2 separate regions of the Homo sapiens genome follow, and region 2 is linked to region 1. The links are chromatin loops, found by intact Hi-C in ENCODE. Cell type or tissue: Panc1. All regions are shown on one strand. Each heading gives the region's core, and the rest is flanking DNA. Links, peaks and the distances in the headings are about the cores only. Region 1 has its middle 8.4 kb from the start of RNVU1-1. Region 2 has its middle 12 kb from the start of RNVU1-3.

Region 1 (4,393 bases), core at 112-4,111:
GGTAGAGAATGGGGGGACTCAGGGGGAGAGAGAGAGAGAGGGAGAGAGAGATCTAGCCACTAAGGAAGGAAAAAGTCCAGAAGAGAACACTTGTCTGCTTCAGTAAAATAATTTACACCTAACCAGGTGCAAGGGCACTGCAGGTCGTGGGTGGCATGCCCTGGTCATGCTGTGATGTTTAGGGGCCATGACATCTACCCTTTGAATCCAAATCATCAAATAGAGAGGGAACTCTGTCCCTATCTAGCTGGCAATGCCTTGCGATTTTACCTTTTAGATCTGGCAGCTCTCCACATCTGCTCACTTTGTGGGAGGCAGCTCTTGACGCACCAAATCAGGATGATTCAAAAATCAGAGCCTTGGAGACTTCACTGGAAGGCTTGGACAGTGGGAGGTGGTGGCATCCGGAGGGTGGAGTCCAAGAGGTAGCAGCGCTGAGGCTCCACACACCCTCAGGAGGATGGTAAGGGGCAATCTCTTGGTGAGCACCTAACTTCCCCAGGAACCTCTGCCTAGGTGGAAATGGGCCCCACGCCTAGCTTTTCTCTGGACAGGCCCTAGCCAGGGATCCAGGGTACCAGTTGAGTCCTAGGCAATGCAAATGCCTGTGTGCTGACCTTGTGGTGACTGGAAGGAAGCACCATGATCCTTCCACTTGGAACTGGACTTGCAAAGACGATGGCTCCTACTGCTTTCAATTTCCTTGGACTTTCGCAATCAGATTTAGCCTTTTGGAATGTGAACATGACTCTTCTGGGTCACCCCAGGTATGGGGTGGCCTTGGATCTGCTGGTCCTCCCCAGGCCTCAAGGACTGGCTGATATTCATCATCTCGGTTGGTGTCACCGCACTCACAATCCCCAGCAAAGATCCCCCAAAGTGTCCTGACTAGAAACATATTCCTCAACTTCCTCTCAGCTCGTGGTAGCCATTCTTCTGTTAGTGTAGGCTGCGTGTGGGAGGCTGGTGGTGGGTAGGGTGGGAGCCTAGAGAAGGAAGAGGAACGGTAGCCAAAAAGGAGCAGAGAAGGAGGAGGAGGCAGGAAGTATAGAAAGCTGGAGGGAGCTGGGGAAAATGGGTGTGGGGGTAGTGTGAGGAAGACAGGGAGCAGGAGAGAGAGGGGACTGGAAACAGAAGGAGAGGAGGAGGAGAAAGAGGAGGAGAAGAAGGCAGAATAAGAAGAGCAGAAATTCCAGCATATCCCAAATCTTGTTCCAGAAATGGTTATCAGTGCCCCATGGATAAAGGGAAAAGGAAATTTGCAAAGAAAAAGAAAGAAACCCCAGCGGGTAGAGGGTCTCGGCAGAATGTTTATTTCAGAGCAGGAAACTCTGGCAACCCAGGCAGAACTGTTGGCTTTAGTGGAGGCCTAAATATAGCTCTTCTCTGTTCCTAATCCTGAAAGGTGCTTAATCTCATTCTCTGAGATAGAAACCTAAAGAGAAGGGCAGAGAGAGGTAAGTCTGGGGCGACTCCTCCTATTGTAGATTAAAGGTACTCAAGTCCTGTGTGACAAAGAGAAAAAAATACCTGAAAAGGAAATTCTGGTGACTATGGAGGCTGAGAATTCACTTGTCAAATGCTCATAACTGAGAGTATTCTCAACAGCTGGTTCCATGGGTTAATGGTGAGCACCCTGGACTCTGAATCAAGCGATCCGAGTTCAAATCTCGGTGGTACCTTGGTGTCTGCTGGCCTTTTACTCTGGAGCCAGAAGCCACTTTGGGAAGCAAACTCCACCCTCAAAGACAGAGTGAAAGGGATGTGGTTTACATTTGCCCTTCGTACCAAGTCCTGGGTTAAAGAAGAGAAAGGAAGGTTTGGGTCCCGGGGAAGGAAGCTCTGCTGCTGCAAATCCCCTAGTCCCTCCTGCTCCGGCCTCGCAATGCGTCCCCTGCAATGTCCCTCCTCCTCTCCCGTGTCCCTCCTGCTCCGGCCTCGCAATGCGTCCCCTACGATGTCCCTCCTCCTCTCCCTTTTCCTCCTCAGTGGTCTGGGTCCCAGAAACCGGCTTCTTGCAGTGGCCTGCTCCACAGGGAAATTGCCCAAACATCCCATCGGAGTCACCAATCCTGGTCCCAGTCCTGGGCGAGCCTCCCGGCCCCCTGCAATCGGAGGCCCGGACCCCGCAGCCAGCGTCCCAGCAACCGAACAAGTCCCCATCCCCTCTCAGGGCGACCCTGGGCCTCGGGGTGATAGGTTTCCTACACTAAAAGGGCTGCGGCCCCTCAGTGCTAGACCCCGAGATTCCTTTCACTCGGGAAATCTCGTAATCGCATCCATTGTCTTTTTGGTAAGTAAACGGTGACGTGAGAAATTTTGATGGGGTTAGCTCAGTCATTGGTGATTATGTCTCAGTTTAGGGTAGATGGTTTGAGACCTAACTTAGAAGTAACACTGTTTTATTCGGATGGCCCATCCTCTTCCGAATGTTAATTTACTCTGTTCTTCATATTCAGATTTCCATGCCTAATTTCTAGCTCCTACGTCTCTATTGCGGGACCTAAAAGTCGCTGTTTCACTAAGCTTTGGAACCCGACTCCAGGAAATCTCATTCTTTCGTCCCAAAATTTCAACCGTAAAGAGAAATCCGCGCGGCGGCCTCTTCAAGCGCCCGGGCCGGGAGCGCGGGTTCTGACCTTCGGTCGCCGGGCCGGTCTCCCGCAGCACCACGGGTAAGAGGAGCCTGAGCAGCTCGGAGGGATGAGTGCGGGACGGTGGGGGCTCCCCCTCTTCCTGCCAGTACCTTGCCCCAAGGAGAAGATGCCTTAGGACGCGACAGATGAAAAATCTTTTCTTCTGCTTGGCGGAACACTTTGGATGCGGCTTATGGTGGGTCTTGAGAGCAAGCTAAGATGTCCCGCCAGACGCTCAGGACCATCGCTCTGATTTTCATATTTTGCAAATATGAAAATTTTCAGCGGTTACGAAGGACTGAAAAACACCGCAGTCTTTGAGGGGCTCAGTTTGGAGGGCGTGCGGAGGTGTGGGGTGGGAGACGGGAGAGAGGTGCCTTGTTGGCTCCTTGGAGTGGACTGATAGGAAGGAAAACACACAAATTCCATTTCCCCTTGCAGGCTGGACTGCAGGGCCTAGGATGGAAAACTGGGCAGTCAAAGAGCAACAATATGTAGAGGTTGACTGCATGCATTGAAAATTGTTATCCCTCACACCTGTAATCCCGCATTTTGGGAGGCCGAGGCAGTCGGATCACGAGGTCGGGAGATGATCATCTTGGCCAACATGGTGAAACCCCGTCTCTACTAAAATACAAAAATTAGCCGGGCGTCTTGGCGCGTGCCTGTAATCCCAGCTACTCGGGAGGCTGAGACAAGGCAATCGTTTGAACCTGGGAGGCGGAGGTTGCAGTGAGCTGAAGCTGAGATGGCGCCACTGCACTCCAGCCTGGCGACAGAACAAGACTCCGTCGCAAAAAAAAAAAGAAAAGAAAAGAAAGAAGGAAAAAAGGAAGGAAGGAAGAAGGAAGGAAGGAAGAAAACAAAATTGTTATCCCTAGAAAAAAGTGTAGGGGGGACCAGAACACTGCTGTTGTTGCTGTTCACCACCAGCTTTAGAGCATATGTAACTGGTAACTGTACAGTGCATCAAAAATCCTTCCTGTTTACAACCAATTATCACAACTAGCTACAGATTTCTTTGTTCCTTCTCCACTCCCACTGCTTCACTTGACTAAACTTAAAGGAAAAAAAATTGTTTTTACATATGATATTGTTTAAATTGATCCTCAGCCCGTCCTCCTCAAGTAGCTGGGACCACAGGTGTACAACACGGTGCCTAGCTAATTTTGTAGAGACAGGGGTTTTGCCATGTTGGCCAGGCTGGTCTCGAACTCCTGGACTCAAGTGATCTGCCTGCCTGGGCCTCCCAAATTGCTGGGATTACGTGCTGGCCTCCATGCCCAGCCATCATTTGTATTTTGAATTTAAATATTTTATAGTCATAAGTATCACTCTTCAAAGATTCTGAGTTTTGTAGCATGTATATGGTGAGGTTCAGGACACACTACTCCAAAATATAACACCTTGGGGTATTGAATATTTTATGCTAAAGGAATTTGAGAAAACAACAAAAGCAGGAAGGTCACTGTCACCCTCCCCCTGCCCTTCTTCCCCAAAGCAGATCATAAGGCTCTCATGTGAGAGGTGCTCTCTCTGTACCCAGAGGAAAGATGCATTGCTGTGTCTGAAGACACAGCGACACAGAGTCTGAGCACACAGGCCTGGCTACATTTCCCCCAGTTTATTACCATTAGATCATACTCCTTTCATCATATCTCACTTCTCTATGACTATCCACTAGTCATCAAACATACCGTTAAAAAAAAACAACTTGAAGTTTAGCTGTTTCTTCAGGTCTTCATTTCTTTAGGAAG
Region 2 (4,393 bases), core at 169-4,168, 61 kb after region 1:
CAGGTTAGCATGTAGGGTATGCAGTTTGTTGGTCCTGCTTCCTTCTGTTTGTCATGAATGTGGAGGTGACCATGATTACACATGTGTAGGCCAGTAGCCCAGGAAAGTCAGGCAGCTGAAGGGAAAGGACAGATATTCCATAAGAGTCTCCCTATCTCAGTCTCAAAAAACCAGGGAGGAATTGATACATAGGAAGTGAAGAGTTACATCAGGGGATGACTTCTCTTCTGCCTATCTATGCCTGTCTTTAAAACCTCAGTTTCTATCCCACTAAACCCCATTGCACAGGAAAACTGTTGATCACCGCCAACCACCAGACTCATTAACTTGATTTTTACCATGCTTTGTCTGAGAATATATCCTCAGGCCAATGCAAATCATTAGTGTTCCATAAAAACTGCTTCAAACACATAAAATAGTAACAGTTTATAAGTCATTCCAAATTAGGTGGCAACTACATGTATTTAAAGAGATATACATAAATTATTTCAGCAATTGTGACAAATTGGAAAGAAAGCATGTGGAGTTAGAATGAAAATCATAAGTGACAAGCACAAAATATGTATACAGAGATTATAACACTAAGCAAACCACACATAGAAGAGGAGAGTGGGGTTAGGAGTTATGAATATCAAGCTTGTCCTCAAGTTAAGTGAAAAGCCAGCATGGGCCAGGTGTGGTGGCTTATGCCTGTAATTCCAATACTTTGGGAGGCCAAAGTGTGAGAATAACTTGGGCCCAGGAGTTTGAGACCCACCTGGGCAACATAGTGAGACCCCATCTACACAAACACACACACACAAAAACACACACACACGCACACAATAGCTGAGTGTGATGACATGTGCCTACAGTCCCAGCTATTCAGGAGGCTGAGGCAGGAGGATCACTTAAGCCTCGGAGTTTGAGGCTGCAGTGAGCTGTGATCATGCCATTGCACTCCAGGTTGAGCAGCAGAGCTAGACCCTTTCTATTAAAAAAAAGCAAAAAAACAAAAAACTAACATGCTTCCCCAGTGGGGGAAAAGATGTCAGTATAACATTGGTTTGCAGCAAGAAGTATATTAAGATATTGATCAAAATCCTTTTATTATTTATTTTGTTTTTATTTTTTGAGACAGGGTCTCACTTTGTCATCCAGAATGGAGTGCCGTGGCATGATCTTGGTTCACTACAGCAAAACACACCTGGACCCAAGCTTGCAGTGAGCAATCATGTCTCACTGCAAGCTCCACCTCCTGGGTTCACACCATTATCCTGCCTCAGCCTCCCAAGTAGCTGAGACTACAGGCACCTGCCACCACACCTGGCTAATTTTTTGTATTTTTAGTAGAGACGAGGTTTCACCGTGTTAGCCAGGATGGTCTCGATCTCCTGATCTCATGATCTGCCTGCCTCAGCCTCCCAAAGTGCTGGAATTACAGGCATGAGCCACCGTGCCTAGCCCTATGCCTGGCTAATTTTTTAAATTTTTTTGTAGAGGCAGGGTTTCGTCGTGCTGCCCAGGTTGGTCTCAAACTCCTGAGCTCAAGTGATCCAACAACCCTGGTCTCCCAAAGTGGTGGGATTACATGTGTGAACCACTGCACCTGGCCTCTAAATCGATATAAATCAATTATTCACACACTGAGAGGAATATTCAGGATTTTTTTCTTATAATATAAATGATGTGAAAATCTGGAGAACCAAAGAAGAATGCCAAGACTATCTAAAAGTGTTAAATTTTTCATTAGGAAGAAAATGACTTCATGATAGTAATTAAGACAGTGATAGAACTTGGGGAAATATGTATTCCTTGATGTTTTCTATGCATTTGCAATAATAAACAATGAAAATATGGTTGAATTTTAGAAAGAGATAGGCCTGTGGTATTGTCACAAGGGTATACAAATACTGAGATTGACTTGTTGAGGCAGTGGTCTCCATTGGTGGTGACCTTCAGAAGAGACCTGTGTTTCCACATGGCCTAGACACCTGGAAGGCAGAGATCCTAACATTCCATGACACCCCCACCTTCTAATTCTGATTGTGACTCCAGACCATTACCTGGCACTGGGTCTTACCTCTGGCATTCCTATCAGAGCCTGAACCACAGACAGTACCTTAGAGTCTAAGCTTAGGTACCTTTGTCTTGTTTTTGTGGCTAAGGATTCTCAGAGTTGCGGGATGCTGATGAAATTTATCCCAAAAGTAAGTTATGAATCAGATCTGCTTTCTTTTGACTCATTTAAATCCTTTGTTTAATGTAAAGAAACTTTATTGAGGTATAATTTACAAACTATAAAATTTACCCATTATAATTGTACAGTTGAATAATTTTTAGTAATTTACCCAAGTAGTGCAACCATTACCATAATCCATGCATTTGTTTTTAATTTATTATTTGTCTGGGTTCTGATTCTACTTCCTCAACAAGCTACAGCATGGCAGTATCTGCCACCACTTGTTTTGGTCCAAGGGCAGAAATCAGCATCCTGGAAACCAATCAGTACTTGCGCTCTGAACTGGAAAAGTGCAAACAGAACTTCCAAGACCTCACAGAGAAATTCCTGACATCCAAAGCTACTGCCTACTCCCTGACCAATCACCTGCAGAAATATAGTAGGTCCCAAAGGGGCATGGTCACCAAAGTGATAAATGATTGCCCATCTTTCCTCTGTGAAATGAAACACTGCGGACTTTATTCTCTATCAAAATTAATTTTATGCTAACTACACTCCCAGAAAGGTAGAAGTGGGCCTTTTACTCTCAATTTGCCAAGGACAGAAAAACTGAGGCACAAAGGTGTAAAGTTTGCAGGGCGAGTGTAGTGAGGAATAGAGACTAAAACCTTGGTTTAGGCCTGAAACTGTCTTTCCCCTCTCAGCAATGAATATCAGATTCTACAAACATGTAACATCACTGTTGGTTAAAACATCTCAGGATTCGATTTAAACTTTTTTAAGAGCGCCCATTTGCAAAGCACTGTGCCAACAGCATCAGGGATGAAAGAAGTAATAGTATACCCTATCTGCCTTGAAGGAACTTAAAACTACCTATTCTCAACTGAGTCACAGATATGTGGAGATGCAAACTTCAATAGCAGACACGGAGAAAAATCTTTATGATACCTGGATCAAGATTCTCTTCCCACATAAGTTCAGATAAGCCATTCCTCATGCTCTGGTTAGATTGAGGGTATTTCCAGAAAAATCAGAGACTTTGTAACACCCTTTCTGTCTCTCTCTGAGTATCAACTTTACAGACAGCAAGCAACTGCAGGTGGACATCCAGGATCAGAGCTATGAGACATATGGCCAAAATGAGAACAAGGCCAAGTGGAACAGACTGCCATTCTCAATAGAAGGCCAGGCCAGGTTAGGGGCTGGCCCCTTCCTCTCCACAGTTAGCTCTCACATTTTTAAATCCACTGTAAAATCCCAAACATGTTACTAATAGTCAGGGAAGGGAAGCTGTAATGACAAGGAAACGTGGGAACAAGGGCATGAGAGGAACAGGGATATTAGAAGAGGATTCTGGTTAACATAGAAATTGAGTTTGTTTTCCAATTTCTACAATTATTTTAAAATACATCATTGTGTGGGGGGTGGCTAAAAGTTGCTGTCTAACTTACTGTCATAGAAAAGTAAAGCCAAAAGCCCACTTATTAAAGAAGTGAAAAGATGAGCTTTGGTGTGTGGAAAAACTAGTTTAAAAAAAAAAACCCTTCACTCATTATAATTGTAGGAAAAAAATTTCTCAAGCTAGAGAAGAAGAAAGATATTACCTAAGACCCTAATATAAAGGTATTATTGTGCAGTGATTAAAGAGCATATACCCTAGGGCCAAATTTCCTGGGTTCAAATCTAACTTATCATCACTGTCCCTCAGTTTTCTCATCTGTAATGGTAATAGAGTAGGAACTACCTCTTTGGATGGTGGTGACGATCATATGATGATAATTCTTAAAAACCTACTGCAACAGTACCGTGACAAACACTATGTGTTGGTTTTCCCTTTAAAACACCACCTACTAGCTTTTGGGCATATATCATTTGGATCTTTCTCCTCTATATACAGTTTTACACAGCTGTATACAGATAAATGTTTAAATCTTTGAAATATTTTGGGATTATTGAAACTCCTGACACAGGAGGGCCATCAGTCCTACCATTCTTAGTATCTTCCCAAACACACAGGAAGTCATTATTTCATGCCCTTATGTTCATGTTTTACTTAAGAGGCTGTAAGGCTTGGTAAATTGGCCTTAAGATTTGAAGTCATGGCTGGGTGCATTGGCTCACTTACTGCAATCCCAGTACTTTGGGAAGCCAAGGTGGGTGGATCATTTGCAGTCAGGAGTTTGAGAGCAGCCTGGCCAACATGGTGAAGCCCTGTCTCTACTGAAAATACAA

What was found. Peaks named below come from ENCODE experiments on the same cell type or tissue, not always from the same donor. Only the 100,000 strongest peaks of a DNase experiment are listed, where the experiment ranks them.
Region 2: a loop joins it to region 1, with 11 times the contacts of the local background. A loop is called at or near these places in 2 of 110 quality-filtered maps.

Annotation. Positions count from the first base shown.
Region 1 is chr1:148,351,951-148,356,343 of GRCh38, forward strand. It overlaps the pseudogene TRQ-CTG9-1. Among named protein-coding and RNA genes, the nearest start is that of RNVU1-1, 8.4 kb to the right of the region's middle. RefSeq lists enhancers at 1,575-2,385, 2,386-3,195 and a silencer at 1,707-1,806. In Panc1, for the core only: no CTCF peak of the experiment used is centred there; a DNase peak (open chromatin) is centred at 1,741; H3K4me3 peaks cover 269 bases; H3K27ac peaks cover 442 bases.
Region 2 is chr1:148,412,808-148,417,200 of GRCh38, forward strand. It overlaps the pseudogene PDE4DIPP6. Among named protein-coding and RNA genes, the nearest start is that of RNVU1-3, 12 kb to the left of the region's middle. In Panc1, for the core only: no CTCF peak of the experiment used is centred there; no DNase peak of the experiment used is centred there.